Regions from separate parts of the Homo sapiens genome. Here all the other regions are linked to region 1. Evidence: read pairs that join two places in POLR2A ChIA-PET (ENCODE). Cell type or tissue: Panc1. All regions are shown on one strand.

The links. ChIA-PET counts read pairs that join two places held together with the same protein. Peaks named below come from ENCODE experiments on the same cell type or tissue, not always from the same donor. Only the 100,000 strongest peaks of a DNase experiment are listed, where the experiment ranks them.
Region 2: POLR2A ChIA-PET joins it to region 1 with 6 read pairs; 1 of 35 experiments calls an interaction of 5 or more read pairs at or near these places.
Region 3: POLR2A ChIA-PET joins it to region 1 with 6 read pairs; 1 of 35 experiments calls an interaction of 5 or more read pairs at or near these places.

The regions. Positions count from the first base shown.
Region 1 is chr11:9,275,536-9,278,035 of GRCh38, forward strand. No RefSeq gene overlaps it. Among named protein-coding and RNA genes, the nearest start is that of TRL-CAA5-1, 1.5 kb to the left of the region's middle. In Panc1, no CTCF peak of the experiment used is centred here; a DNase peak (open chromatin) is centred at 1,258.
Region 2 is chr11:8,839,679-8,842,178 of GRCh38, forward strand. It overlaps a transcript of DENND2B not described here. Among named protein-coding and RNA genes, the nearest start is that of DENND2B, 30 kb to the left of the region's middle. In Panc1, no CTCF peak of the experiment used is centred here; no DNase peak of the experiment used is centred here; H3K4me3 peaks cover 343 bases; H3K27ac peaks cover 1,967 bases.
Region 3 is chr11:10,824,008-10,826,507 of GRCh38, forward strand. No RefSeq gene overlaps it. Among named protein-coding and RNA genes, the nearest start is that of EIF4G2, 16 kb to the left of the region's middle. In Panc1, no CTCF peak of the experiment used is centred here; no DNase peak of the experiment used is centred here.

The sequences.
Region 1 (2,500 bases):
GGGATTACAGGCGCCCGCCACCACGCCCAGCTAATTTTTTTTTTTTTGAGATGGAGTCTCGCTCTGTCACCCAGGCTGGAGTGCAGTGGCATGATCTTGGTTCACTGTAACCTCCGTCTCCTGGGTTCAAGCGATTACCCTGCCTCAGCCTCCTGAATAACTGGGATTACAGGTGCTCGCCACCACGACCAGCTAATTTTTGTATTTTTAGTAGAGACGGGGGTTTCACCATGTTGGTCAGGCTGGTCTCGAACTCCTGACCTTGTTATCCACCCACCTAGGCCTCCCAAAGTGCTGGGATTACAGGAGTGAGCCACCATGCCCGGCCTTTTTTTTTTTTTTTTTTTTTTTTTTTTGAGAGGGAATCTTGCTCTGTCGCCCAGGCTGGAGTGCAGTGGCGGGATCTTCGCTCACTACAACCTTTGCTTCCGGGGTTTGAGCAATTCTCCTGTCTCGGCCTCCCGAGTAGCTGGGATTACATGTGCATGCCACCACACCCAGCTAATTTTTGTATTTTTAGTAGACACAGGGTTTTGCCATGTTGGCCAGGCTGGTCTCAAACTCCTGACCTCAGGTGATCCACCCACCTTGGCCTCCCAAGGTGCTGGGATTACACACATGAGCCACCACGCCTGGCCTAATTTTTAAATTTTTAGTGGAGACGGGGTTTTGCTATGTTGGTCAGGCTGGTCTGTAACTTTGGGCCTCTAGCAATCTGCTTGCCTTGACCTCCCAAAGCGCTGGAATTACAGGTGTGAGCCACTGCTCCTGGTCCCAGATCTTGTAATTAATACAGATATGTGGACCATAAAAGGTAATATAATTCCCGTGAAATGTAAAATACATAGATTTTTTTTTTGGTAAGCCTATACAAACTTCACCTAGAAAAAACACCACTCCCATGTAGTAGGTTTTGACAAACGTTGGAACTGCCAAAAGCCCCCACCAAAACAACCTACCTGGGCTGCCATGGGCAAGACAATAAAGTGAGAAGCAACTCAACTGACCACCTTTGAGGCTGGGACCCTGGGGTGATATAGCTGGGCCACTCCTTGGCCTGCTGGCTCAACTCCTGCCTGCCACCCTCAAGGTTTGCTAAACTCAAGTTGTGAGTTATCAGCATATGTAACCTGGCCCCAGGGGCCCTGCAGCTGACAGGCAGAGCTGCTGCTCATATTTGTGTACATGGTACCATGAGACACCATCATTGTACTCATTATTAATTTATATGGTTGACGACAGTTTTCCAACAGATGGCAGTAAAATATCTTAAGAAAGAGGCACCTGGCCAGGCGCAGTGGTGCGTGCCTGTAGTCCCAGCACTTTGGAAGGCCTAGCTGTGAGGATTGCTTCAGCCCAGAATTTCAAGACCAGCCTTGGCAATGCAGTGAGACCCAGCACCCCCACTGCCATCTCTACAAAGAAAAAAGAAAGGGGCATCTTCTTTTTCTTTTCTTGAGATGGAGTCTCGTTCTGTCTCCCAGGCCAGAGTACAGTGGTGCGATCTTGGCTCACTGCAACCTCGGCCTGTCGGGCTCAAGCGATTCTCTCACCTCAGCCTCCCAAGTAGCTGGGATTACAGGAGCGCTCCACCATACCCTGGTATTATTATTATTATTATTTGTATTTTTAGTAGAAATGGAGTTTCACCATGTTGCCCAGGGTGGTTTTGAACTCCTGAGCTCAGGCAATCCGCCTTGGCCTCCCAAAGTGCTGAGATTGCAGGCATGAGCCACCGTGCCCAGCGACATCCTTTTCTACTTCATCCAAAACCACCATATGAGCTAACAGTAGGGCTATGTTGCCCAGCGTGCTGCTAACAAATAGCAGAACACAAGACTCTCAGAACCAGAAAGTCAACATTCATTGTGCTGTCTCACCACATGGCTTCCTCCTGTGCCTCTACTTCATTCTTTTCTTGTCTTCCATCCTCATTTATCAAATCCAACATTTCTCTACTAAACAGAAAAGCTACTGGGCGCCGTGGCTCATGCCTGTAATGCCAGAACTTTGGGAGGCCGAGGCGGGTGGATCACCTGAGGTCAGGAGTTCCAGACCAGCCTGACCGACATAGTGAAACTCTGTCTCTACTAAAAACACAAAATTAGCTGGGCGCGGTGGCTCATGCCTGTAATCCCAGCACTTTGGGAGGCCGAGTTGGGGTGGATCACGAGGTCAGGAGTTCAAGACCAGTCTGGCCAACATGGGGAAACCCTGTCTCTACCAAAAATACAAAATTAGCTGGGCGCAATGGCGGGCACCTGTAATCCCAGCTACTCAGGAGGCTGAGGCAGGAGAATTGGTTGAACCCAGGAGGCAGAGGTTGCAGTGAGCCGAGATCACGCCACTGCACTCCAGACTAGATGACAAAGCAAGACTCTGTCTCAAAAAAATAAAAAAGTTAATTTACTTAAATGTGTGTGAAAGTATATTGTAAGATGTAAAACAAGCTATACAAAGCAAGGTATGCTTAATTTAATATTCTGAATTGGGGGCAGCT
Region 2 (2,500 bases), 440 kb before region 1:
GAAAAAACCTGGAGCTCTTAACCTCAAAGGGTTTCCATTCTACTCAAAGTGCCAGGACACACATTCCTAAGGTCCAGAACCCTTGCATCAACACCTCAGCTCAAGAAGCACCCAGGAGCAGACCAGACTCTGGGTTGGGAACACTGTTTTGTTAGGAAGGAGTGCTGATAACTACAGCAGAGACAGGAGAATGAGAAAAGGACTAAGAGAACCCAGGGGAAGGGAATTTCAGGAGACAGATGAATTGCTTCCTGATTATGAACTGATCCACTTACTGGACAGTCTATGAGACAAGGAGTTAAGCTAAGGGGAGTTTTGGGGTTTTTTTTCAAGGCAGCTCTTCCCCAGGTGGAAAAATTGAGAGCACAGACAAAAGGAAGGAGTGACCTCCCTGGAAGCAGGGAAATCCCCCGCCCAATGCCTCATTTGTAATCAAGGGCAGCGAGAATGAGACTAATGTAAACAGGCCAGGGAAGCCAGCATGCCCTTCTCCAGAGAGGCCAACACACACACTTCCCCCAGCACAGCCCCTGGAAAGGCAGAAGTAGGTATTCTCTTGGACAAAAGAGAGGGGACTTGGGGAGTTCCCAAGGTGCTTTCAGGCTTTTCTGTTCCCAGGCACTCAGCATTCACCAAAATTCCAGGGCACCAAGACCACAAAAAAGGTGAAGCTAAGATTCTGCTGCTTGGAGGAAAATGCAGTTTGCAAAAAGACCCCACAAGAAAGGCTCAGAAGAAAATAATAGGGCTGAACGGCAGGACCACTCCCACATCTGAGCACCTAGGCCTGAGTCGGGCAAGCTTCCCACACCCCTCCCAGCACCAACGCAATGAACAGCTGCCCTGGAGAAAACAATGGGGCCTTTGTCTGTGCCTTCTCCTGTAGATCTCTTTTTGGAGAACCAAACAGGATAATTCCTTTACAAGAGGGGCTCTCCTAAATATCAGTCCCGGCCAAGATGAAAGTTTTTACCATCCACAGCATCCCTCTCAAGTAAGACTCCTACCCGTTCCATATTGGGCAGGAAGGGTGCTGTGCAGTATCCAGCCCCACCCCACATAGGAAGCACTGGCAGACAGGTCCTTGCAGCCCCTTCCTGCAGCCCTCACCAGTCACACACAGGAGCTGCTACTCCTGCTTTCTTCCTGGCCTGGCCACGGAACTGAAAGCCTAAGAACTGTTCTCACTCCCCTTTTGCCATCCACCAGAATATTCCATATTGAGTGAAATTACAATGCTTGTTGATACTGTTTTCATCAAAATCTGTCAAAATGGACTCCCAACAGTAACTGTGATTTTAAAAGAAAAAGGCATGAAACAAGCTGGACAGTCAAACTTCTCTTAATGTTGCACTACTAAATAAAAATTCCCAAACTGACAAATATCAAGAAACTTACGCTGTCATTTTCCATGATTCAAACATCTTAAATCTAACCTAACTATATAATAGACAAGTGGAAGGTTCTTTCTTTGCTGTCTTATTAGCCCATTTTCTTGACTTGTTTTTAATTTATTTATTATTTTGATTTGCAAATGTCTCTTCTTATATGTTGTGAAGATGATAATAGATTTGAGGTTTTTGTTTTTAGTCCCTTTGCCTAAAAAAAAAATTTAAAATTTTTCCTATATTGGTCCAAATTAAGAAACAAACAAACAAACAAACAAAACGTGTGTTTTTGTGAAGCCAGGTGCCTCACGCCTGTAATCCCAGCACTCTGGGAGACCAAGCTTGGAGGATCGCTTGAGCTCAGGAGTTCGAGACCAGCCTGAGCAGCATAGTGGGACCTCATCTCTACAAAAAAAATCTAAATATTTAAAAAACTATCCAGGCATGGTGGCACACACCTGTATTCCCAGCTACTCAGGAGGCTGAGGCAGGAGGATTGCTTGAGCCTGGGCGGTCGAGGCTGCAGTGAGTTATGACTGTACCACTGCACTCCAGCCTAGGTGACAGAGTAAGGCCATGTCTCAAAATAAAAGAAAAACGTGTTTTGTAAAATCCCATATGCCACATTTCTCCCATTTTCCTTCATTGGGTAACTGGTAGCAGATGAATTCAGGACCCACTTCTTCCGAACCACCACCATGGACTACATGACATGGCACAAAATTCCCTTTCCATGAAACGGAAACAGTCTGAGCAACTCCTGATGTCTCTCTCCTCGATTCCTCTATTCTAACCATCATTCTTCCTCTCCCCAAACACCTCCAGATCAAGGGTACTTGGGTTTTCAGGCCAGTTAGCTGGATACCATGAGTTCCCCAGTTCAATCCAGAGTATCCCCCATTCTCCACGATTTCAGCACAAGGCGGCATCACAAAGTAGTAGAAAGAAATCTGCAATCAAATGAACCAAAGTTCAAATCCTGGATCTTCAGTGATTTACATAATTTCTCTGAGTCATGATTTCCTCCTCTCTGAGACAATCCGTTCACGAAAGTATCAAGTTGTGAACGGCACATAGTAGGTCCCCGGTGCTGACTCATTACTTCCTTGACA
Region 3 (2,500 bases), 1.5 Mb after region 1:
GGCTCACGCCTGTACTCAAAGGGATACCAAGATTGGAGGAAGGCTTGAGCCCAGGAATTTGAGGCCAGCCTGGGTAACATAGCAAGACTCCGTCTTTACCTATATATACACATGTATTTCATATAAAAGCCGGATGGGGGTGGAACAGAGTCATCATTTCAAGGTCTGAAGTTATGATTTCTGAGAACTTGGAGAACTGAGAATTTAGGAAAAAGATAAGGTATGCAGGAAAATAGGAAAAGATATAATTTTGACAATCTGATAAGGGAGACAAAGATGATCATGATTGATGTTTACAGCATGTGCTTCTGATCTTTTGAAGAAGAGAGAATATAAGATAATATTAGAAGTCAAAGGGCAAATGTTCTTTCTTGCATTCAAGAGTCAATAGAGGCAACAGTAAAGAACTACTTTTTTTAAGAGATGGGGTCTGGCGATATTGCCCAGCCTGGTCTTGAACTCCAGGGCTCAAGCAATCCCCTCACTTCAACATCCCAAAGTGCTGGGATTACAGACGTGAGCCACCTCATCTGGCCTATAAATGATTATTTAAATAAAAAGCTACTCCTTTGCCATCATTACTATCTATAAACCAAATGTTGCTCATTGAAGTTAGCATTAGTTTTTGCTTCATCTCTATGTTCTTCCCAGCATAGTGTGTGATACATTATGGTCATTCAATAAACATTTGTTAAATTATTAGGGTGGTAGAAGTGACGTGGGTCTCTCTCCAACAAGATCATGGGTGAACTCATAATCAATAAACACTAAGTGCTTACCATCTTTTATACTTTTCTAAGTGTTTTACATGTATACACCACCACAGGAGATGGTTGATATTACTATTCTCTCTTTACAGACAAGGAAGCTGAGGCACAGAGAAATGAGTACATGACAGAGTTGGGATTTGAGACTAGGCAGTATGGGTTATAGAGCCTATATGCTATACTAGCACTCATACGATCTCAAGTCAATCAGAAAAATGCCCCAGGATAACTCCACAATACATTAAACCAGAGCTAGATATCTGCCCGACCCAAGAACCAAAAACAGGAAGTGTCACACTAGGCTGGAGAGTCACTATACACGTATAAATTGGCAGTGGGCTAATAGTAAGCCAGGAATCAGGTAGGGCCTCTGCTAGCCTGTAGACTGGGGCAAACTCACTCACCAATACCCAAAGCTTGTTTAGTGGATATGGTACAGTAGATTTCAGAAGATCTTAAACCCTTCACTGGGTGCCTTTATGCTATGCAAAAATTGCAGAGAGTGTAAGCAAGAGCGAGACCAAGAAGAGAAGGAGGAAGAGAAAGATTAAAAGCCAAGGACAAAAATAGGCATGGGAGGGAGATGGGGGTGAGGAACAGATGGATCCAGAAGGCCAAGTTCAGAAATTGATAAATCAATTGTGGTCACACCATGCTTCAATCAAGAGAATTTTAAAACTTCCCCCTAACTCCACCCATCAAATCCTGCTCCTAAAAAGCCTGTTCCTTTTGATCAAAGGAATAATATAAATACTGACAAGTAACAATAAACGTGGCCTATTATTTTTATTTTTCATTTATCATTTTTTTTAGAGACAGCATCTTTCTCTGTTGCTCAGGTTGGAGTGCAATGGCATGTTCATAGTTCACTATACCTTCAAACTCTCAGGCTCAAGGGATCCTCCTTCCTCAGCCTTCTGAGTAGCCAGGGCCACAGGTACACGCCACCACACCCAAACTGAGAATATGCCTTAAAAAAAACAAAAAAAAAAACCAAAAAAAACAAGAAAAACACCTCTCTGTTACGGTCTGAAAGCTTGTGTCTCCCCTAAATTCATACGTTGAAATTCTAACCCCCAAGCTGACTGTATTAAGAAATGGGGGCCCTTAGTGGGAGGTAATTAAATCCTGAGGACAGAACCCTCATCAATGGGATTAATTATCTCATGAAAGAGGCCCGAGGTGCTTGTTTGCTCCTTCTGCCATGTGAGGGTACATCAAGAAGGCACAATTTATGTATCAGAACAAGGGCCCTCATCAGACACTGAATCTGTTGGTGTTTTTTTTTTTTTTTCTTTGAGATGGAGTCTCACTCTGTAGCCCAGGCTGGAGTGCAGTGGCATGATCTTGGCTCACTGCAACCTCTACCTCCCAGGTTCAAGCGATTCTCCTGCTTCAGTCTCCTGAGCAGCTGGCATTACAGGCGCCCACCACCATGCCCAGCTAATTTGTTTTGTATTTTTTGTAGAGATGGGGTTTCACCATGTTGGCCAGGCTGGTCTCAACTCTTGACCTCAAGTGATCCACCCACCTCAGCTTCCCAAAGTGCTGGGATATAGGTGTGAGCCACACGCCCAGCCTGTTGGTGTTTTTATTTTGGATTTTCCAGCCTCCAAAACTGCCAAAACTAAATTACTGCAGCTTAAAAGCTACCTGTTTTATGGTATTTTGTTATAGCAGCCTGCACAGACTAATGCACTTTCAAACCAATCCTTTATAACAGAGACTAGACT